Regions from separate parts of the Homo sapiens genome. Here region 2 is linked to region 1. A link is an interaction called in ENCODE POLR2A ChIA-PET data of the cell type or tissue named here. Cell type or tissue: GM12878. All regions are shown on one strand. Region 1 overlaps LOC124900167 (a long non-coding RNA gene). Region 2 overlaps COPS4 (COP9 signalosome subunit 4).

Region 1 (5,000 bases):
TCTGTTTAGCTCCTATTGGAGACAAATAGTTCCAAGAAAGATGTGAAGAAACAGAATAAAGGCAAAACGTGAGTCTGGGGAAGTAAGTCATTGCCTAGGTAAGAAACCTACTTTTAGTCGAGGGCTTTTAGGATATCTGCATATAAATTGGGACTTTTAAGGTAACTCAAAGATTCATTCATTAAACCAATAGTATTTCAGCCCTTGGGATGAACTCAAACTCTTGACTTTCTTAGACAGACTCTACCCTGTCACACAAACTCAAGAGTCATGGTGGGGGCATCTCAACTAATTAGGTAATTCTGAGCTACAGCATAATTGGATACCAGTTTTAAAAGAGATGAATGCTTGCTCTCCATGTAAAACAAACAGAAAGGAAAGCAGCCTTCTCCACATTGCAGGAGAAATGGTTTTATTGCCTCAATTGGGAATATCCTCATTAAAAACTGGTCCTACACACTAATTACTGTTTTAATGGATTAAATGGAAAGACATACATTGAAAATGTCACAAGTAGTTAAGCTTTGTATGGTGGAATTGCTAGAGGTTTTTTGTTTTGATATTTTGGTAATTCTCAGATTTTCTTCATTGAGCATATTATTCATTCATTCATTCATTCATTCATTCATTTTTAGAACCAAGCAACACCTCATTCTATGCCATAGAATGAGTGTTCCCCTTGGCTTAATTTTTTTAAATTATACGTGTTTGGGGAGAAAATTTAAGTGGTACATGAAGTTTGAAGTTGAGAGGAAATGTATTTTATTATTGTATAAAAGACTCAAGTTGGACTAATTCAATACTCAAAAATCATCATTTCCTTTAATGTGGTGATTCTCAACCCTGGCTGCACTTTGTAATTACCTGGGAAGCCTTAAAAATACCAATTCCAGATCACTCACTCAATCTCTACAACCAGATCAAATGGTTCAGAAGCAGAATAGGGCCAATTAGTATTTTTAGAAGATCAACTTATTATAATATCTAAGGTTCCATATTGCAATTCTTTTATCTTTACAGCATTGACTAGGAAGTTACATTACAGACAGTCCCTAACTTACAATAATTCCACTTACAATTTTCCAACTTCATGATGAATTTATCTGAACTAAATGCATTTTCAACTTAATAATTTTGTTTACTTATAATAAGTTTATCTGGACATCACCCCATATAAGTTGAGGGACTTTCTGTACTTAAAATTTGACTCTGTAGGTGTATTGTTACATTCTTTTATTACCATGGGAGAAGGTGGTAATACCTACTACAAAAGTTTTCCAGGCTCTATGGTACAGAACTTGGGGACTTTTATCAGCCATGTGGTCACTTGCTGAAGCAGCCCCAGAGGTGGTTTCTGAGGGAAACAAACTTTCCTGTAGGTAGATGACTTAAGCTCACTTCCATGCTACACTAGGGTGGTCTTCTATTCAGCTGTGTGTCCCCACTCCATTCCTTAATTTTTATAACAATGCAATACGTTATATACCTTTCCATCTGCATACCTCTTCTCATGGATAAGCAGCTTGAGCTGGGAATCTGAACTCAAGGTCTTGCCAGACTTTTAACTCAGTCTCACCACTGCCCAGTTCTTACTAAACCTCATAAATAGCTGGCAAAAATGCTATTTATGAAGAATTATCAAGGAACATGCCCCCTTGTACTCCTCTAAACAATCTTTAGGCCAAGTTCTGTGGCTCACACCTGTAATCCCAGCACTTTGGGAGGCCGAGGCAGGCGGATCATTTGAGGCCAGCTGTTGGAGAGCAGCCTGGCCAACATAGTGAAATCCATTCTCTACTAAAAATACAAAAATTAGCCAGGCATGGTGGCACACGCCTGTAATTCCAGCCACTCGGGAGGCTGAGGCACGAGAATTGCTTGAACCCAGGAGGTGGAGTTTGCAGTGAGCTGAGATGGCACCACTGCACTCCAGCCTGGATCACAGAGCAAGACTCTGTATCAAAAAAGTCTTTAAAAATCTGATTTTTAATCTTGAATTATCTCAGATTATCAGACAGATAAGTACTTGGATGGGATCATTTTAGCTTCTCATACGTTACTTTCAGTGCTCATACTGTAATCCCTCCATACTCTTTAAGCCTACATTAGGAAATGTCTGTTCTAGTTATTATAGAACTACTGTTAAAGGCTTAGATCACTCTTTTTCATGCATCACCTCCATTTTGACGAGAAATTTCTCTAGGTTTTAATTTGTTTGTCTTTTATGGACATGGCCAATCTCCTAAATATTTGTGTTCCCTCTTTGCTTTGCCTGATCAGAAGCTCAGGGTCTAATGTGCAGTGATGTCTAGCATTGTATAGGAACCTTAAAGCACGCACTAAAGCTGCTCTAGGCTTTATTTTTCCTGTGCCTGATTTCTTCATTTTGCATTTGGTATCTTATTGCATATGTGAGTTTGTAAATGGCTCAAATCTCCTTAAGATCAAGGGTATAAATCAGAGTTTCTCAGCCTTGCCACCATTGGGCCGAATAACTTCTTGTTGAAAGTTAGGGAAGGCAGGGCCTGTCCTGTGCATTGTAGGATGCTTAGCGGCTTCCCTGGCCTCTACCCACTAGATGCCAGTAGCAATTCTCTGCCATCTCCCTGAATTGTAGAAACTAAAACTGTTACTAGACATTGCCATATGTCTCAGGCAGGTGGTGGTTGGGTGGGGCAGGGCGGATGGGAGGTGCAAATCACCCATGGTTGAAAACCACTGGTATAAATAAATACAATTGTATTGAGCACCTACTATTTTCTAGGCTATGTGTAGGCCATTATCTTTGGGGGACACAAAGATGACTGAGGTCCAGTTACCTGTCCTCAAAAAAAACCTACAAATAAGTCAAAAGAAAAGGTGTACATGCTCAGAATACACGTATATAAATCTCATGTCTGCTATTAGTATAGATTCCTGTATATTTTTAATAACCGTGGGAAGGAGGAAGTGAAAATAGTATCATTGTCATTTAGAGAAAAAGCACAGAGGGAGCCAAGTATCAGTGCTGTAATGATATCCTAGTGTCCTGAGCGCCAGACCAGAGGGTTCTCCACCACATCTGGAAAGGGGTTTGCAAGTTCAGAGGAGGGAAAGGCAAATCCAACATGGAAGGTTAGAAATGGCTTCCTGGTGGATGGGCACTAGGGATGGGATGTTAACAGGTAAAGAGGAAGACAGGAGACGGTAACTGACAGCAGGAATAGATATAGAGGGGCTGCTTGCTGAGTAGTGATGGGATAACTTATGGAAGTAGAAATCAAAAGGACTGAAGAAATAGGGTAGGTCACATTGTGAAGAGCTTCAGAGGGCACGCATAGAGGGTCTGGGTGTGAAAGGGCAGTCTTCCTCTAGAACCATGTATGCCTGACACCAGTTTAATAAATTATAGGACAAAAGTAGAGAAGAAGCTTAATAAATTAGGTTACTGGAGAGGTTAATGATGGAAGACAATGGAGGCATCGATAGACCCAGTTTACCCTCTGCTTTTTATCTCTTCCCCTCACAAATGTTTTAGTGAGCCAAGTCCCTTTGACTTGCTTGATGAAAGGAGGATAACTAAACTTTGCCAGTGTCAGAAACTTTCCAAGTCTTGTGCTATGAAAAACACAAATACTCCTGAGAGGACTCCTAATTTAAGCATTATCAAGCATGAGCACCATTTTTAACATGAAGAAAAATGTTTTGGAGTACACTTTGTTTATATAAATTGTGTAGCTTAAATTAGGAAATGCCATATCTTCAACTACACATAATCATTTTTTAATTTCCTTATAACTGAGAGTTTTCATTCTTTTGGCTAAAATTTCAGAAATGACACCATTGGTAGATGAGGCAGAATCTTATCCTGATGCAGAGACTTATGAATTCTGGGAGACCCAGAGGTTCTGTGGGAGTAGGGGAGGGAATTGGCCCTAAATACACACTCAGTTGCAGGACTAAAGGGCTTACTGTGGGGTTTCTGGCTTCTGGAGAAGCTCAAGAACAAGGGAGGTCCTTGAAAGGAACAGATCTGAAGGGATCTGGGAGGCTGCAGGAGATGTAGGAGTCCAGAAGCCAACTACTGGTATGAAACTAACCTTTCTCCACTTTCAATGTATAAAGAGGAAGGGATCCTTTCCCTGGCTATGGCCTAACACAGGTGACAAAAAGTAGGGCCTTTTCCACTGACTTTATTTTACTTTCTTGTTCCAGAAATTAGGTTAATCTCTAATGAGGGGCTGGTGGGTTGATGCGACCCATGGAATTATTTGGTAGGTGGCTGAATGCCAGAAGGAGGCATACAGAGGGCAAAGGAGGGGCTGGAAATAGGGGGAATTAAGAGCCCTGGAACGCCAAGGAGAGACTTACTCAGCTGTTTTACCTGATCCCATCTGGATAGCTCAGATTGGCTCAGAAAAACAGAGCCCAGCGCAAGACCCCAGGGAGTCAATAAATAGTAACTGCTGAGAATAAAACTTCCAGTTAGGAGCAAGCCCCCCAAAATCTGGCCATAAGCTGGCCCCAAAACTAGCCATATACAAAATCTCTGCAGCACTGTAACATGTTCATAATGGCCCTAACACCCAAGCTGGAAGGTTGTATGTTTACGGGATGAGGGCAAGGAACACCCGGCCCGCCCAGGGTGGAAAACTGCTTAAAGACATTCTTAAGCCACAAACAATAGCGTGAGCAATCTGTGTCTTAAGGACATGCTCCTGCTGCAGTTAACTAGCCCAACCTATTCCTTTGATTTGGCCCATCCCTTCGTTTCCCATAGGGGATACTTTTAGTTAATTTAACATCTATAGAAACAATGCTAATGACTGGCTTGCTGTTAATAAATATGTGGGTAAATCTCTGTTCAGGGCTCTCAGCTCTGAAGGCTGTGAGACCCCTGATTTCCCACTTCACACCTCTATATTTCTGTGTGTGTGTCTTTAATTCCTCTAGCACCATTGGGTTAGGGTCTCCCCAACTGAGCTGGTCTCGGCACCTTCCAAAAGACAGGGGACTTGGTA
Region 2 (5,000 bases), 110 kb after region 1:
AAAAATTAGCTGGGTATGGTGGCGTGTGCCTGTAGTCCCAGCTATTCAGGAGGCTGAGGCAGGGGAATCCCTTGAACCCAAGAGGTGGAGGTTGCAGTGAGCCGAGATTGCGCCACTGCACTCCAGTCTGGCAACAGAGCAAGACTCCCATCTCAAAAAAAAAAAAGCCAGGCACAATAGCTCATACCTATAATCCTAGCAGTTTGGAAGGCTGAGGCAGGAGGATCACTTGAGGCCAGGAGCTCAAGACCAGCCTAGGCAACACCACAAGACCCCATCTCAAGAAGAAAAACAACTAGCCAGGTGCGGTGTGTACACCTGTAGTCCTTCCTAGCTACTAGGGAGGCTGAAGCAGGAGGACAGCTTGAGCTCAGGAGTTTGAGGCAACAGTGAGCTATGATCATACCACTGCACCTCAGCCTGGGCAACACAGCGAGTTGTCTCTTAAGAAAAAAAAATCATTATAACAAAAGCTACAGCAAATTGATACTGGAAGGCCAGAAGGAGAGTTGTGAGGGAAGGGAGGAAATAGACAAGCAACATTAATGCACAGAAGGGGAAATGCTATATTACTCATCATATGCTGTGTTTGTTTATTCAACACTTATTTCTCATTTACAATGTGCCAGACACTGGAACAGATGTTGGATGTACCATGGAAAATAAGACAGACTTAATACCTATCACCAGGAAGCTTAACTTGGAAACAGAAACAGACATTTAGACAAATAGTTACACAACTGAAAATAACTAAAATAAATTCTAGGAAGAAATTCAGGCTGACATGAGAATATATAATTTAAAGCCATATCTAATCTGGAAAGTCAGGAAAATCATTACTGATTAAGGATATTCAAATTGAGACATGGGACAAAGAGAAGATGGCTGGAAAGGGGTAAATATTTCAGAATGTTTGATAGGGGGAAGAATTTGCAATGCTGAAAAAAATAAAAAGAAGACTTATGCAAGAGAAAGCTAGAAAGGACCAGGACCAGCTTTTGGGAGACTTTGTAGAACTTTGTTCTACAAGCAATGGGGAAGACATTCATTACAGTGTAAACAAAAGAATAACATGATTTAACTATTTGTTTATTTCTTTTTTATGCTTGCATTTTTTAAAAGAAAATAATCACTCCAGCTGTACTAGGGAACTGAACTAGAAAGGAGCAATTGTAGATATGAGAAGGAAAGAAAGAGGTTATTTCTCAACACCTGAAGAGGTTATAATAGTAGGGTTCAGAATAGGTTGGTGATAGTAAGAAATGAAGAAAAGGACCCAATACAGTGGCTCACACCTATAGTCCCAGCACTTCAGGGATTTTGGAGGTTGAGGTGGGAGGATGGTTTGAGCCCAAGGATAAGGAGTATTGGAGAAAGCTAACAATACAGTTTTGGGATGGCTGGCTGGTTAGTCGTGGGGGACACACAAGAAGGGAAGATAATAAATTCAGTTTTTGATATGTTCATGCTAAGATGCCCATGAAGCAATCAGGTAGAAACACCTTAGTAGTAAACTAGAACCATGGGGCTGGGACTTAGAATCACTCTAGAAAGGTAAATGTAGGCATTGTCTATGCAGAGACAGTAACTGAATCAAAGGAAATAGATGAGATTACCCATGGAAACTCAGTAGCATAAGTGGGGAAAGGTCTAGGATTAAGCCCTAAGTAACTAGTATTTAAACTTAAAGGTACTACAGATTCTACAAAGATGACTATGAAGGATAGCTGGAGATATAAGAGGAAAAGTAGAATCGGATGGAAGAGATGACAAAAGTCAAGCTGTGGTGGTGGGGTGAAGGTTCAAAAAGTAGTGAGAGATCAACACTATTTGATATGTTGAAAAGTCAAGATGAGATTTGGAAGATAAAAGGATTTTCATTAAAATGGAGGAGTCCTGAGGATGTGTAAATATTGATGGAAAGAAGCCAGTAGGAAAAAAAGGATAAAATCAGACAAAAATAACTGCTAACCTCAGGTTCCTAAACCAGTGTTTTTTGGTGGGAGGGGAAAGGGAAAGGATCAGAGAAAAGGTCCAAAGCCCAAGTGGAACAACCAGACAGGGTGACGAAAACCATCTGCAGTAAAACACGAAGGAAGAAAAAGATTCACATCTATATCTAAAATTAAAGTGTTTCTACATCTGATAAAGAAGTTAAAATTTCAAATTGAATGAGAGAAAAAAATAACTAAAAAAGGAAATTAAAATATTTCATACTGATGGCTTTTTTCCCCTTTGAAATAGGAAACAAGGTTTTCTACTGAGAATAAATGGGGAGAAAAGTCAGAGATTTAAGAAAAACCAAACCTGAAATAGTCATTGCAAAGGAGGAAAAAGAGTGGACTACAGAAATGTACCATGAATCCTATGTAGTGCTGAGGACCTGTGACCTCGAATTTAGAGAGGTATCAGCCTGTCTGATGCCCGACTCTTCTCCAGCACAAAAAAGATTATGCTAACTGGAAGAAAACAGAAGAGTCAATGGACCAGAAACTCCAATAAGGTCAAGGAAGAATTGAACTGAGAGTAACGGAGACAGACCACAGACCACTAGAGAAACAAGAAAAAGGTTATGGCCAGAGTGAGATATTTCAAATAAAAATTTTGCAAGTGGAAAAGTTCTGGGTACAGCAAGGTCCAGGGTGTAAATGAGGTGGGAATAAGGAGCTGGGAAGGTATTAGACAATGAAAAAGTCAAGGGATCCACTTACCTGTCTGCCTCCATTAGTTTAATGAGTTGCTGAATAGGAAATGCAACTGTCATTTCCATATGCCTGATACATGGTATGTGGTCAATAAATATTTGATGCATAAATGAATGAACTGATACAACAATTTGAGTTTCAAATTTTTCCTTAACATAGAAAATCCTGCAGTAAGTAGATTCATGAATATAATTTTTTTTTTTTTTTTTGAGACAGAGTCTCGCTTTGTCACCCAGGTTGGAGTGCAGTGCTGCAATTTCGGCTCACTGCAACTTCTGCCTCCTAGGTTTAAGTGATTCTCCTGCCTCAGCCTCCTGAGTAGCTGGGACTACAGGTGCCTGTCACCACACCTGGCTAATTTTTATATTTTTAGTAGAGGCAGGGTTTCACCGTGTTGGCCAGGCTGATCTCAAACTCCTGACCTCAAGTGATCCACCTTTCTTGGCCTCCCAAAGTGCTGGGATTACAGGCATGAGCCGCCATGCCCAGCCTCATGAATATAACTTCTTAAAAATTATTTTAAATTATTTCTTTGGGAAATAAGCTCATTCCAGTAGTAAGATTCTGAGTCAAAGGAAACTGTCCAACATGTTTTAATCACAAATATAACAGTTCACTGCTATTTCATTATGACAGAAATACACAAAACCTCTTACTTTCAAAATGAACTATTCCATCAATCTGGTCAATAAATCCATTCATACGTCCTTCGGTTATCATTTGAGATGCTATCTTTTCCGCCTATTGGGGGAAAAAAAAACTCTCAGAAACTTTATCATATCTTTTAGTTATTCACATATGAAAAGAGAACAGAAAGCTTCTGGTTTAACTACCATCACTAAACTTTACATATACATTAATCTGCCACTAGAAGAGTAAATCTTGTAAATCTGGCTATTTCCCAATTCTTGCTGTACATAAGCCATTATTTTAAGTTAACTGGGATCTGTTTTTCTTGTGAGATTTTGGACAAGAATATAACTATCATTTTCTCCTCTGCTCAAAAGCAAACTATCAATTTTTCTTCTTACTAGGATCCATACCTCAAAAAAACCCAAACAAACTAGTTTTTCTTATTTTATTTCAATTTCCACAGTATTTGCTACCCCAGAAACTCTTTAAAAATTGAAAGGTAGATGGTGAAATTCAAAAAGAAATTGAAAGGGTTTAAAAGACAATTAAAAGAAAGCAAAAGGTCTACTACCTAACTCCTGAAGACATACTTAATGTTTACTGTGCATAAGCAAACTGGATTGTGACCTGGTCATTTATTAATTTTGACCATCTTCACAATCAATCCTATCAGTCCTGAACAGATTGTGACTAGCATTTATTGTTAAAAATATATTCACCTCCAATAGTCTCAGCAAGAGATCATACCTTAAAGCCTCAAGAAGAAAGTCTCTTTTAATGGTAACTTAAACCTTGACTCCCAAATTGTTCTTCCTTTACTGTGTATTGAATGTGTACAAGTAAAGGAATTGTTAGAAAATTCTAATTAAAATTTCATTGCCATGCCAGGCACAATGACTCATGCCTGTAGTCCCAGCACTTTGGGAGGCCGAAGCAGGAGGATCACTTGGGACCAGGAGTTCAAGACTAGCCTGGGCAACATAGCAAGACCCTGTTTCTTTAAAAAAAAAAAAAAAAAAAAGGGCTGGGCGTGGTGACTCACACTTGTAATCCCAGCACTTTGGGAGTCTGAGGCAGGTGGATCATAAGGTCAGGAATTTGAGACCAGCCTGGCCAACACAGTTCCTCTACTAAAAATACAAAAATTAGCTGGGCGTGGTGCTGTAATCTCAGCTACTCAGTAGGCTGAGGTAGGAGAATCGCCTGAACCTGGGAGGTAGAGGTTGCAGTGAACCGAGATTGCAGCACTGCACTCCAGCCTGGGCAACAGAGCTACAGTCCGTCTCGGGGGAAAACAAACAAACAAAAAAATTAGCCAGGCGTGGTGATGTGTACTTGTAGTACCAGCTACTTGGGAGTCTGAGACAGGAAGATTGCTTGAACCCACGAGTCTGAAGCAGCAGTAAGCTATGATCACGCTACTGCACTCCAGCCTGGGTGACAGAACAAGACCCTGTCTCTAAAAACAAAAAAAAATAAAATAAATAAACAGACAAAAAATTTCACTGCCAGAGAAAAAGGGATGCGACCCATAACTGCACGACTTTTAAGGTTTATAAATTAGCTAAAAGTAAGGTTGCTTAATTTTATTTAAAGTTAAGAGAATATTTTGTAAATGATACCTGCAATACTCTCTGAATGTCATTGGTACTTTGTTGGATT

Evidence for each region. Peaks named below come from ENCODE experiments on the same cell type or tissue, not always from the same donor. Only the 100,000 strongest peaks of a DNase experiment are listed, where the experiment ranks them.
Region 2: POLR2A ChIA-PET joins it to region 1 with 5 read pairs; 2 of 35 experiments call an interaction of 5 or more read pairs at or near these places.

Annotation. Positions count from the first base shown.
Region 1 is chr4:83,172,984-83,177,983 of GRCh38, reverse strand. All of the region lies in intron 4 of LOC124900167 (a long non-coding RNA gene), which reads left to right. Among named protein-coding and RNA genes, the nearest start is that of PLAC8, 61 kb to the right of the region's middle. RefSeq lists an enhancer at 3,047-3,096. In GM12878, no CTCF peak of the experiment used is centred here; DNase peaks (open chromatin) are centred at 2,663 and 2,953; H3K4me3 peaks cover 1,629 bases; H3K27ac peaks cover 4,645 bases.
Region 2 is chr4:83,066,884-83,071,883 of GRCh38, reverse strand. COPS4 (COP9 signalosome subunit 4) reads right to left here. Exons shown (of 10, transcript NM_016129.3): 9 at 3,362-3,446. Among named protein-coding and RNA genes, the nearest start is that of COPS4, 34 kb to the right of the region's middle. In GM12878, no CTCF peak of the experiment used is centred here; no DNase peak of the experiment used is centred here.